2 separate regions of the Mus musculus genome follow, and region 2 is linked to region 1. A link is a contact called in ENCODE POLR2A ChIA-PET data. All regions are on one chromosome and are shown on one strand. Each heading gives the region's core, a stretch centred on a gene start or an enhancer-like site at or near the end of the contact. The rest is flanking DNA. Distances are from core to core; before and after follow the strand shown. Region 1 holds the start of 4930481B07Rik (a long non-coding RNA gene). Region 2 holds the start of Tnfaip8l2 (tumor necrosis factor, alpha-induced protein 8-like 2).

The links. ChIA-PET counts read pairs that join two places held with the same protein, here RNA polymerase II (POLR2A).
Region 2: POLR2A ChIA-PET joins it to region 1 with 15 read pairs in embryonic stem cell. The contact joins the promoter of Tnfaip8l2 here to the promoter of 4930481B07Rik in region 1. POLR2A ChIA-PET finds 5 or more read pairs at or near these places in 3 of 5 experiments (Patski and embryonic stem cell).

The regions. Positions count from the first base shown.
Region 1 is chr3:95,010,531-95,017,124 of GRCm38, forward strand. 4930481B07Rik (a long non-coding RNA gene) reads left to right here and starts at 4,999. Exons shown (of 2, transcript XR_003954670.1): 1 at 4,999-5,747; 2 at 6,111-6,594. Zfp687 (zinc finger protein 687) reads right to left here and starts at 4,927. Exons shown (of 9, transcript NM_001357863.1): 1 at 4,790-4,927; 2 at 1-1,946. The coding sequence starts at 1,929.
Region 2 is chr3:95,137,745-95,143,648 of GRCm38, forward strand. Tnfaip8l2 (tumor necrosis factor, alpha-induced protein 8-like 2) reads right to left here and starts at 4,610. Exons shown (of 2, transcript NM_027206.3): 1 at 4,571-4,610; 2 at 1,777-2,852. The coding sequence starts at 2,806. The coding sequence ends at 2,252. Lysmd1 (LysM, putative peptidoglycan-binding, domain containing 1) reads left to right here. Exons shown (of 3, transcript NM_153121.2): 2 at 1-242; 3 at 652-1,781. The coding sequence ends at 790. It overlaps Mir8099-1 (microRNA 8099-1), which reads right to left and starts at 1,442; the gene lies at 1,316-1,442.

The DNA.
Region 1 (6,594 bases), core at 3,749-6,248:
AGAGGAAGTGACAGCCCCCTCCCCCTTGCCCAAAACAGGCAAGGCCAAAGGTCCAGGAACAGGTGGGACAGCCACAGGCAGCAAGGGTGTGATGTCTGGCTGCCCCACCATCTGGTCAAGGGCTACAGGCCTCATGACCAAATGTGAGCACTGCATGACAAGCCCCTTGTCCTTGTGCTCACGGGCATGCAGAAGCAGGCTACACTTGTTGAAGAAAACCAGGCGACGGGCACAGTGGTTACAGGTGACCTCTATACGCATGCTCCTTCGATCATAGTGCCGTGCCAGGCTCTTCTCCAGAGAGAAGGCATCTCCACACTCAAGGCAGCGGTAGCCTGTTGGAGGCAGGGCCAGACCAGCCTCAGCTGGCGGACTCAGGTTTGGTCTATAAGCAGGCAGCAGGTTCTTGCTGTTGAGGATCTTGTTGAAGGCCTCTACCAGACTGGACTGGGTTCGGGAGATCACCGAGCCACCTGCTGTGCCTGGCCCAGTAGCAGACTTGGAAGGCTGTACCATCACCACTGAGGCACCATTTACCTTCTGCCCCCCAAGGCTAAACCCTGTCCGTACCTCAGCCTTGGGCAGAGTTTGGGGCACCAGACCTAACACACTCTTAGTCATAGTTTTGGGGCTGGTGGCATTCCCCCCTGGTAGAACCACAGCTTTGCGGGCTACACTGGCTGCCATGAGCATGGCAGTGCTGGCATTCTGGATGGTGGCCACAGGCAGCACTGTACCTTTCAGCCTCGTGCCATCACCCAATTGGACACTCACCACCTTTGGACCTTCGGGGGTTGGAGTTACAGGGGACAGTTTCAGGAAGCTAGTCTCGGCCAGGAAAGCCCCCTCGGCCAAAGGGGCAGGAGGATCGGGTTCTGAGGGGACCCGGGTTACAGTTCTTGTGATATTCCCACAGGATGTTTTAATAGTCTTGATCCGCACCTTGAGGGGCCTAGAAGAGCTGGAGGAGGTAGGGGAATCATTGCTGTCCTCATCTGCAGCCTCAGCTCCACTAGAGGGACTCTGGGGACTTCTTGGGGGAGACTTGTCCACTGTTCCCTCATCTTCTTCCTTCAGGGGTTTACAGCTGGGTGCCTTGACAGGGGAAGCAGGAGGACTCTGGTGTCCTGGAGACTGCTTGAAGGACACCCCAGCCACCTGCGGGGGAGAGACACTGGCAGGGATGCCTGCTGTCTCGGGGCTGGAGCCTGGGCCTCTCTGGGTTAGGCCCTGGGAATGGTGAGGGCTGCAGCTTTCCTGTTTCAAGGCCCCTTGAGGCAAGAGTGAAGCAGGAGGAAGCAGGGTTGAGCCATTTTCTGGGGCCAGTTCAAAAGGAGTGGAGAAAGGAGGTGGGGCCATGTCACCACCCCGAGGTTGGGAAGGTTCTGGAGGTAGGGGATCTGGGTGGTCTCCTGGTTCAGACCCAAAATGAGCAAAGAGGTCCAAGCATGTTTTGCCTTCCACAGCTTTGTCTTTCCAGGCATTCCCACTGGCATGTGCTGAAGAATGGGGGTTTTCTGAGAGAGAGGGCTCAGGACCCCCAAACCCATTCTGCATCAGACAAGACCCCACAGGTCCTTCCTTAGTTATACCCCCAGCCTTGGTCTCTTCCTCTCCTGAATCCCCAGTCAGGCTCTCGGACTGCTCTGGACACACTGTGTTCTTGACAATGACGCTGACTGTAGAAGTATCCGGTGGTTGTGGAAGGCCATGATCAGAGGCCTCAGCTGGACTCTCAGGGTCATTCTCAGCGGCTGCTGCTTCTTCTCTGTCTTTAGAATCTCCTCCTACACTGGGTTCTGGCTTCCCTTGGCCTCCTGGTCCCTCATTTTCTTCTGGCCCAGAGTGAATGGCTTCATTTGCATCAATGTCAGGGATGTCAAAAGCAGCAAGGAGGTCATCGAAATCAGGGGTCTTCATGTCCCCCATAGTGACAGGTCCCAGACCTAATGAAAACAGTAAGAGTAAAGAGAAATTGGGATCCCCATATCTAGACCCTGAACACCCCCTTCTCAATACTCTGCATTTATCCCTCTGTATTTATCCCTCCAACTTGGTACATCTCCACCATATTGTGAATCCTAGAGAGCTGCTTGAAGTATTCAGTGTGCCAAACCCTAAAATCAGGTTAGTGGGAAAACACTAGGTACTGCCAGAGAAAACTAGAAAGAGATTCTTAGAAATACAAAGAAAAGAGAAGCTGAAGGTTCTCAGAGATCATCTCCGTTGAAACCAGATAAACTAACTGTTCCTGTGTCTCACACAGAACCAATTAACCAACAGAATATCAAGGAGGATGGCAGACATACTGCTCTGGGTTTCAGGGCTTGCGTCAGCATGGGATCAGTATTATTCATGAAATATGAATTGGGGGTCCACAGAGATCTGAAAGGCCATTTACACACAAGAGCAGTGATTACGGCTAAAACTTAACTTGCTCTGCCTTTAGCGTTATCACCGTCCTTCAAGCAAGTTACTTCATTGCCTTACTTTTGCTGGTTCAAAGAGTGGACAAGTAACCCATTTATCAAAGTTCTTCCACAAACATGAAATCATATGTGTGAGTGTAAACACAGAATACAATGTACTAATGCAGGCCAAATTAGGACATGAGGTCAAGCAGGAGCGGGCTGCACTGGGAAGGAGGCCACCTAGGGCCACCTAGGGCTAGGGCCAGAGCTAAGAGTCAGAGGTCAGCTAAAGCCATATGTGAAAGATCTGGAGCCTGGCACCCAAAGCCCTAGCACGGTGAGCAAGGAGAAACATTCAAGGTAGAAAGAATTAAGACACAGAAAGAGGTGGAGGGGGGCATAGTCACAAGGGCCCTGGCTGAGTCCTCTCCTGTCACAAACACCTGCGGCTTGCTCACCTTCCCCAGAGTGTCCTCCCTCCTCCACCTTGCTCTCTCAGGGTTAAGACTCCAGGGCACAAGCTGGTCCAACATAGCTTCCACACTGGGAGAAAGCTCCTCCTTTCCACTGACATTTCTGCTCTAAGCTCCTCACACAGTCTACCCTCCAACTCAAACTCCACCTTCTTGGGTAACAGTAGCCTAGAAGTCTCCCCCAACCTTAATCTGGCCCAGGGAGGATTGGGGAGGGGTATTCCCAAAAGACTTATGTGTCACTAAAGCAACAAGGAGGCCAGCTCAGAGACTGTAGGAGACCCAAACTCTATCCTCTATCTGTTCTTAACCATAAGTAATTCTGTATCTAGGAAGACTCAACATAGGGACAAATTCGCTCCCCTTTATACATTCCCTGCCCAGGATGCAAGCCATTTCCCAGGGCCAATTCTCTCACCTCTTTCCAGCCTTCAGACTGTAACTGGAGATAGTCCCAGCAGGTGGCGGCTGGCATTGCCCGGACCAAGGTGGGGGTGGGGGACAAGGGTACCAACTAGAGGAAGAAAGGGTAGTCCTCCTTGTACATTACCCCTCTATTTAATTCTGCACATTCTGGGTTTGAACAAAGCCCTTAGTTTTAACCCAGATGAATCGCTAGGTCCCTCTTCAATTCAGCTCTCCCGGGTCGGGAAGCCTGGGCTACCTTCCCACTCAAGCTCCCAGCAGGGTGGGTCGGTGGAGTACAAACCAATGGGGACTAAGAAAACACCTGCGAACCTACCTCTCCCAACCACCTCCCTCTGGCGTGCAAGTGACTTGGAGGTCATCCGATAGCCACCTGGAGCAGACAGTGGGCCAAACACAGAGGCTTAAGGCCAATGAAGATCCTCCACTCAGCCGCCAGGCCTGTGGAGCTGCCATCTCCCTACCTACTTTCCCCCTCTGTTCTTCAAAAGCAAAGGGGGCTTAACAAGAAAAGGGTGAACAGACACCGGTAGGGTGGGGGCTCCATTGCCCTTTGCCCAAGGCCTACAGCGCAGAGCAAAAGGAAGGGGCCAGAGCACGGCCAGGGGCGATTAGGTTGCGGCCAAGCTGGGCAGCGGGCGGCATTTAAGTCCCTGCCATCTGCCAGGGACTGGCGCGGAAAGTAAGTCCGGGGTTTCGGGTAGGGGACAAGAAGTACATTTAAAAACTAAAGGGTAAACTGAGGCGAGTGGTGCTTCTTTCACTTTCACCGGCTAAGAACTCAAGGGAGGGCCTCGGTGAGGCCAGGCCCTTAGGATCTGCGGCGCTGCACATTGGGGGCCAGGACTCCCCGGCAGTGGGGAGTGGCGCGAGGGGAGTGGAGACACAAGAGGGGGCGGTCCCTGCGTGATTCTAAGCTCTGCAGCCAGGTCAGTCCAGACTCGAACCTGGTCCCCTTCATCTCTGCGCGCCGGGCAGCTTGCCCTGTCTCTGACCCCCAGAGGCTCTCCCCAGACCCGAGTGACTGCAAGGAGCTCGCCAGGATCGAGGCGCTAGCCTGAGTCCTGCCTGGGTCCGGACGCTGACCAGCACCCGGTCGGGATGCAGGCTCCTCTCCTGCTGGGCCCAATTCCCCCGCCCCCACCGCCCGGCACGGACACCATTTTAGGTCGCGACATCCCGCAGCCTCGAGTCCCCCGGCCGCACTCTGACTGCCTCTCAGTCTAAGAGCGCCAGGACTTAGGGGTCCAGGAACCCCCTCCCACGTTACCAGGCTAGGGGGCCGTGCTTCCAGCAAACTGGAGTTCCCACCGGTGGTCCTCGAAGAAGAAGGCGGCGACCCGGCCAGGCCAGCAGCCGCCCCAGGGGGCGGCGGCACGGAGAAGGGGGTAGTTGACCAAGTGGGGGAGGGGCAGGGGTATTTACCCGCCCCCCCGGGGGGCGGAGCCAGGGGCGGGTATTTGCCGCGAGCGTGCTTACTTGTTCCGATCCTGGTGCGGGCTGAGACCCTACGGCCTCCTCCCGGTTCCAGCCGCCACCGCCGCTACCGCCGCCGCCGCCCTCCCCGCGGCCGCCGCTACTTCCTGCTTCTCTCCGCTTCGGCCTCCCCTCTCCCTCAGCTCCCTCCGTGCTCCTAGTCCGGGCTGCCCGCTTTCATACTCGCCATTGGCTAATGGACCTGTCATTCAACTGTGAGCCCCACCCAGTCCCGTATGGGATTGGCCCTCCATACCCCGCTCGGAACTGGCCCCTCATAGTCTTCTCATCACTATTGGACAAAGGGCCTGGGCCCTGTGGAGAAGGTTCTCCCCATTGGCTGCTCCGGAGTCCACCTGCCCTGTCTGAGCAGCCCGAAAGCCATTGGCCGCCGCCGCTGTCGCTTAGCAAGAAGCCAGCCTTAGTCTTCGCTTTGGGTTGCGAGGGGTGACTAGCTAGCTCAGAAGCGTAGCCATCCTCTCTCCATTGGTCGCTCGAAGCTGGACACTGTGCCTCACATCTACAAACTTAGGAACTCTAGCTGTATGGCGGCGCGTCTAGGGGAACCTCGTCGGCTCCGTGTGGAACCTGGGTGTTTTAAGTGTTCGTGCCGTTTCCTCAGGCTAAGCCGCGCTCGAACGGATGCGGTGCTGGGGGTCACAAAATGAGGTGCCACCCCCAAACATTACGTCATCGGGGTGACCATTGCCTGGGGTTCCTCGCAGTCTAAACTGCTTTATAATCCGGATGGATGCGGTTCTGGCGTCCGCCTGCCTCTGGGCGTACGCACCACGCACGGCCCCTCCCTCTGCGGGAGAGCTGGACAGACTTTGGGATTCCGAGTGTAAAAGAAACCGGAACCACCGAGACCTGAGACCTGGGACACGCTGCGACCGGAAGTGGGGGAGGTGACGTTGGGAAGTGCTGGCGTGGCCTGGGCCACAACCAAGGAGAGCTTAAGGTAGTATGCTGATAGGCTTCTTACGCGAGAGAAGGAGGGAGCCCAGATCTATTTCCCATTTAAGAGAGCTCCCTTTTCTCCGCCCCTGACGGGAGCTGGCATTACTGTTCCCGTTGAGCTTTCCCGCGCTTTGCTGCCCCGCCCCTTGGAGGTGGGAAAAGGGGCGGAGTCGCCAGGGAGACGAATTGCCTTGACACTCACCCACCTGCGCTGGCTCAGGTTTTTGCTGGATCCATCTGCAGGCCCAGTGTGCCACCTGGCGCGCTCTCTACCCTGGCCCCGCGCCGCCGCCGCCCACCGCGACCGCAGCCGTTTCAAATGACAAGGGTTTTTAAATTTCTGTTTTATTTTCACTTTTTGCAGTGTTCGGAGTGGAACCTAGTGCTTCACCCAGTCCAAGCAAGCAGCCCACCGACATAGCAGCTTGGCGAGTGTTTTTGTTTTGTTTTGGCGATACTGATTATTGGACGTTGGGAGTCGCACACGCTTGGCAGGTGCACTCGTAACACTGAAGCTACTCTATACCCTATCACTTTTTGGGACAGGGTTTCCACTAAGTTGTCCTGCCTGCCTAGTAACTAGGGCTACACTGTTGCGCCATCAGGCCCAGGTTTGGGTAAAGCTTTTAAAAGAAGGCTCTGTTACCTCCCCTTGGACTCCCATAGCAGTGGATCCAAAAAATTCAGGCTTATGTATGGGAGGAATCTTGGAACCACTACATTCCACATGATGACATCAGACAAATCGTTCTACCTCCCTAAACCTATTGTCTCATGAATAAAATGGTAACTATAATATCCACCTGCCAAGATTATTTTTGTGAGCATGAAAAGCTTAGAAGGCAGAG
Region 2 (5,904 bases), core at 3,360-5,859, 130 kb after region 1:
GAGGAAAATGATGGAGAGGAAGAGGTGCGCCCGAGTAAGGATGAGATCGGATCATCTTCGGGGAGGAGGAAGAATCGAGGGTCAGGGTCGGGTCGGCCCAATGGCACAGGCCTCCCGCCTCACCAGGAAACCTCCACCCCCAGCCATGACCTTTCTGCCTCTGATTTCCTTAAGAAGCTTGACTCACAGATCAGCCTGTCAAAGAAGGCTGCTGCCCAGAAGCTGAGGAAAGGGGAGAGTGGGTGAGTCTCTGGCCGCTCCTTCTAGCTCCCTGCAGAGACCCTCTTCTTTTAGCTGGTCACAAACTAAGAAGTAACCAAAGTACCCGAGGACAGGCAAGTGGATGCCTTTCTCCCCATGTGGTCCCCAAATCATGAAAGAGCCAGTGGCATCTGGAATGGGGTAGTGGGTGGGAAGCAGGGTCTGTGGGGTCTTACGCCAGTGGTAGCGCGTGGGAGGCAGGGTCTGTGGGGTCTTACGCCAGTGTGCTGGGATGAAGCCTTAGGAGCAAGTTCTTCAGAGGGTCGCAAGACTCCATCCAACTTGTGAAACAAAGGGAGGCAGCCTCCCCTCCCCCACCTCCCCACTCACCGCTCCATTCTCAGGTCCTTGCCTTGATTTGTTGCTCTTTCTCCCTTCCCTCATCGGCAGGGTACCTGAGGAGGACACGGGTCTCTACCCTAGCTCCCCTCGGATGCAGCAGCGAGCAGTCCTAGGCCCTGTGCCACTCACCCGGACGTCTCGGACCCAGACACTGCGGGACCAGGAAGATGAAATCTTCAAACTCTGATGTCCCCAGAACTGATGAGCAAGGCAGGATGTTGAAGGACCAGCCCGAGGGGGAGAGGAGTCTGAGGTGAGGCTGAAGAACAGAGCTTCCCAGCCTGCCTCACTCCTCTCCAGCCATCTTTGCCAAGATTTCTTCAGCTGGGGACACTTAGTGGCAAGCGTAGCGAGTGGGAGCAGACCTCTTCCCAGTTCTTGGGCTGAATCTAGAGTTAGCCTTTAGATTCAAAGGCTCTTCTATGCCCTCGCTGTCCCGTTGAGCATTCCCTGGCCTTAGAGCAGGGAAGCAGAGACCCCTCCCCATCTCCAATGATCTTACCTAATTTATTTGGTGCTATATTGAAGTAATATTTATTTGCTATATCTAACTCCTTTCTCCTCTTAACTGGGAAAAGAGGGGGGAATTTCCATATCACTGAAGATAGGGAAACCCAGAACTGTAAGTGGAGGCGGCTGGCTGCTCGCCTGTCCCACTTTCCTAGCGAAGCTTGTTGCTGAGGCCTGGGAGTTGGTGATGCTCACCATAGAATGGCAGACTGCGCTGAGTTTTCCCCACTCCCAAGGTAAAGGGTGGGACTCAGTTGTAACTAAGAACTCCCTACAACCTTTCCCACGCCTTGGCTCTGAGAGAAGGCAGCGTGGTGGATACTGACTAAGCATCCTTCTTCCAGCTCCTCTCCTCTCCCCAGCGCGTGGTGGGGCTAAGGAATGGAAGATGCTTTGGGGTTCAAGGAGAACAGTTACAGAAGTGTCTTTGTTACGCACCCTAGCCTACCTTTGCCTTGCCCCCACTTCATATGTATCTGTAATCTGTATCTGATCTGCAGTACAATTTGTCTTTTGTTCCTTAAGTGATGAAATAGGCATGGCGGCACAGTAGTCCTGGGAGTCTGTCTCCGGTTCAGGAGTGGGAATAAGTGTTGTTTCTAGACCTCTCCTCTATGTTTAGCCTGAGTATGGAGCTCGAGAGATTAAACCGTGAGCCCTGTGCATGCTTTAGTGGTTTTATTTCCCCTGTGCCTCCCTTCCCCCAGCTCCTTCTAGAAGCTCTGGAACACAGCGTCTGTATGTGTCCTAGTGCTGCCTCCAACTCTAGATCCAGGAGGTCTCTAATGACCACCTTCCTGCGTGTGGCCTTTAGTGTCCCCTTCCTCGGGTTTGTGGAGGAGGAGGATCCCCTGGTTCTGGGCAGCCCTCCCGGGAGAAGCGGACCTGAGTTTCACTTCTTCTTCAGTCAGCTGTTTCCTTTACTGGAACTGGATGGGAGCGAGAGCCGCCTCACTCAGTTCAGCCTTGCTTTGCCCCAGCAGTAGTTTGGGGGTGGGGGTGGCCTCAGTGTCTATAGCACTCTTGGGAGAGAGTGAAGCCAGGGGATCGAGAAGCATTGGTGCAGGGTTAGAGAGCCCGATGTGTCATTTCCCAGTCAGTCATTTTGCCAAAGTCCAGTGTGCTGAGCTCCGGAGCTTCAGAGCTTGCCCTCGTCCAGCAGCTTCCGGAGCCCATCACAGATCTTGCCAAGGTGCTGAGTGAAGTCAGGCCCATAGAGGGCAGCCAGCAGGTCGGGGTCAGAGTAGTGATCAAACACGTGCCTGATGCGGTCATGTGACTTGGGTGTGAGGTGGTGCTCCACCAGCTCCAGCAGAATGTCCCGGCACTCGACGAGCAGACCTGCTAGCACGGCAGCCTCAAAGGTGAAGTCCACCTCACCGAAGCTAAGTGCGGTCATGGCGCCCTGCCGTAGCTTCTGACGAAATCGTGTAGCCAGAGCCAGCTCCCCAGGGCCAAAGCAGCCACTGCGGTGCAGCACAGCCACTTTAACCGCTACCTTGATGAGGTCTTTGATCACCCGCTGTGCCTTGGGCCGGCTGTGCGTGTATTCTTTGGACACGCGGTAAAGCTCGTCTAGCACCTCGCTGCTGGTCTCGTCGATAAAGAGATGCGCCACGGACCGACCAGCCATTTTACTCAGCAGCTTCTTCTCCGCTTGTAGTGCCAGACTCTTTGAGCTGAAGGACTCCATGGTGCTTGCGGTCGGTGTGTGATCAGTCACTGGAAGAGGCAACCGGCTAAATGAGAGAAAAGGAGAGAAATGGCTTTTCCTCATCTTCACCGCTCTGCCTGCTTTGTCTTCCCACTCCCCTGGGCCCCTCCATCCTGTAGGCTTTGCTTCTGCTTTTTCCCTTCCGTGCTGTAAACAAGACATTTGTGTCTCCAAAACAGCCGCGAGGAGCAGGGAGAGCCTGGCTGGAGGAGTGTGGGCATGGCTGGAGTCAGGGCAGTGGGCTATGCGGCGGCCGACCGACAGGGAATTTGCACAGCGCCCCTCTGTTTCCAGGCTTGAGATCCAAAGCTCATGTCAGTGGGGGTACCATAAAGTCTTAAAAGAAGTGAGAGATATAGGGTCTCCAGAATCTTAAATAGAACACTTGGCTTTTTTTTTTTTAAAGAACCTACTGTGTGCCAAGTGTTTGATATTAACTGTCTTGGTTTACCAACTTCATATGGGTGACAAGCCCTGTTTTACAGAGAGAAATCTCAGACTGAAGGACTCTTTTTTGTTGTTTTTGTTTTTTCAAGACAAAAGTTTCTCTGTATAACCCTGGCTGTCCTAGAACTCGCTCTGTAGACCAGGGTGGCCTTGAACTGAGATCTGCCTGCCTCTGCCTCCTAAGTGATGGGATTAAAGGCATGTGCCACCACCTCTGGGCAAAGCTAAGAGATCTTAAGCAACTTGGCCTAGTAAGTATGAAAACAGGCTTCAAGGAGTGGGACAACACTCTCAGACAACAGATGCTCACAGTCACCTATAACTTTAGCTCCAGGGAGACCCAACACCTCTGGCCTCTACTCACACATATACATAATAAATAACAGACACAAATTATGAGAAAAAATAGGCTACAAGTCAAATAACCCCTCCACATTCGCCCTCCAACAAGGAGGGCGCTCTTTTGAAGGGTGGCTGCGGCAGCAGGTAGTGGTCTCAGGCTGGCTAGGCTGAGCAGAGCGAGGCCTTCTTGGTGGTATATCCTGTGCCTACGGACAGGGTCTTCTCACCATGGGCCTTGACTGTGCTTCTTCTGGTTGTTTTGCTTCTTACTTCCCCCTCCCCGGCTCTGCAGGATGTGGCTGTGACCGCAATGAAGGAGCAACCTCACCCTCTCCCTCAAATGAAAATAGGAGTCCTCTCAGAGGGAGGACAGCCAGGGGGCTCTCTCCGGCAGCCGAATCACTCCAATGGGAACCTGCCATCTTGATTTGTTTCTGCCTTGCCCTGTGGATCTTTCACACTGGAGATGATTTTTCTATAGGGGCCCGCTTTCCTTCCCTACCTGCCCTCCTCTTACCCAGCTCTCTATTGCTCCCTTTGCCATCTCCAACTAGGTCCCCAGTCCTCCCAGGGTAGCTATGTCACTCGCTCTTTTTGTCCCAGCCTCTACGTGACCCTCATGAATCTCTAGCCTAGCAAAGGTTTCTTTCACTTTGCGTCACTGTACTTCCATGTCCGAAGATACTGTAGATCTCTAAATCTCTAGTCGTTACCCCATGTGCATCTCTGTCCCTCAGCTCTAGACTCAGCCACCATCCCAAGCCAGGTCTCACTCTCAGACAGCCTTGCCCCATCCACTAAATACACTAAAATGGTTCTGGGGAGAGAGGGGGAGACCCAAGAATTCTACAAGCGAGAGTTTCACAAGACAGAAAGAAAGGTGAAGGTGAAAGGGTCAGGATATCCTGTCAGTGTCACCCCGAAACCCACCCTCTGTCATTGCCAGACTCTCACCTGCCGTGTGCTGGGTGCCAGTCTGGCCTTGGATGTTTCTGAGAGCTCACAGAATGGAGAAGCTCCTAAGAGGCCCTTTGGTCTAGCCCCACCCCAGGCCCCGCCTATCTACTCTCCACCTCCGGTTCATCATCACTGTCACCAAGAAGTCCAGTGTCCCAAGAGCCACCTAGAAATAAGACAAAGGTCAAAAGGAATGGAATTCTGTAGGAAGCACCAACTCTGAAGTGGCAAGGACGGATTTACACACCTCCACCTAATAAAAGGTCTGCTTCTTTCTTGCTGCCTAATATTTTTGTGGTACTGAAAACCGTGCAGAGTCCAGATTTTAATGTGAGAGACAGTGAGGGAAGTACTGAAAGATCATCGAGTGGTGTAGTAGAACAGCATTATACAAGCATCTTCAGGCCCTAGAAGGTAAGATTGGCACAGACTGCCCCAGCCAGAGCAGGCAGGAGGTAGGTGCCAAGGTTAGGGCTGCTGAGCCATGCGTGACCAGCAGGTGTCAGCATCGAGCCAAAACGCTGGAGTACAGAGCTTAATAGCTTTAAAGGGCCTGATAAATGAGGGTAGACTCCAATGAGGCAAAACTACACCTTTAATCCCAGCATTCTGGAGGCAGAGACAATCCAATCTTTGAGTTCAAGGCCAGCCTGGTCTACAGAGTGAGCTCCAGGCCAGCCAGGGCTGCATAGTAAAATTCTTGTCTTGGAAAAACCACCCACAACTCCAGCTCCAGGAATTCCAGTGTTCTCTTCTGGCCTCCAGAGTCACCTGAATAAATCAGTACATGAACATACACTTGGGCACACACAGACACACAAATCTTTAAAGGAGTGAATTATATAGCTTTCTTCAGCACAGATTGAGAACCCAAAAAAAGGCCTTAGGATTCAGGGATTTAAAAACTGATTTGGGGGCTTCCAGAGACTGGAGTCAGCGACTCCATGGCTCAGTGACTCACTGATCTTCCAGATGTTCTGACTTTTATTCCCAGCACCTATATCTGGTGGTTCATAACCACTAGTTAGTTCCAGTGGATCTAATACCTTCTGGTCTCCTTGGATACCTACACACATGTAGAATACACATACATACAAACAATAAAAGTCTTTAAAAACATATTTAGTGTGTGCATGTGTGTAGACCAGAGAACAATTTATTTATTTATTTATTTCTCTCTCTCTTTCTTTCTTTCTTTCTTTCGGTTTTTTGAGACAGGGTTTCTCTGTATAGCCCTGACTGTCCTACTGTCCTGGAACTCACTCTGTAGACTAGGCTGGCCTCAAACTCAGAAATCTGCCTGCCTCTGCCTCCCAAGGGCTGGGATTAAA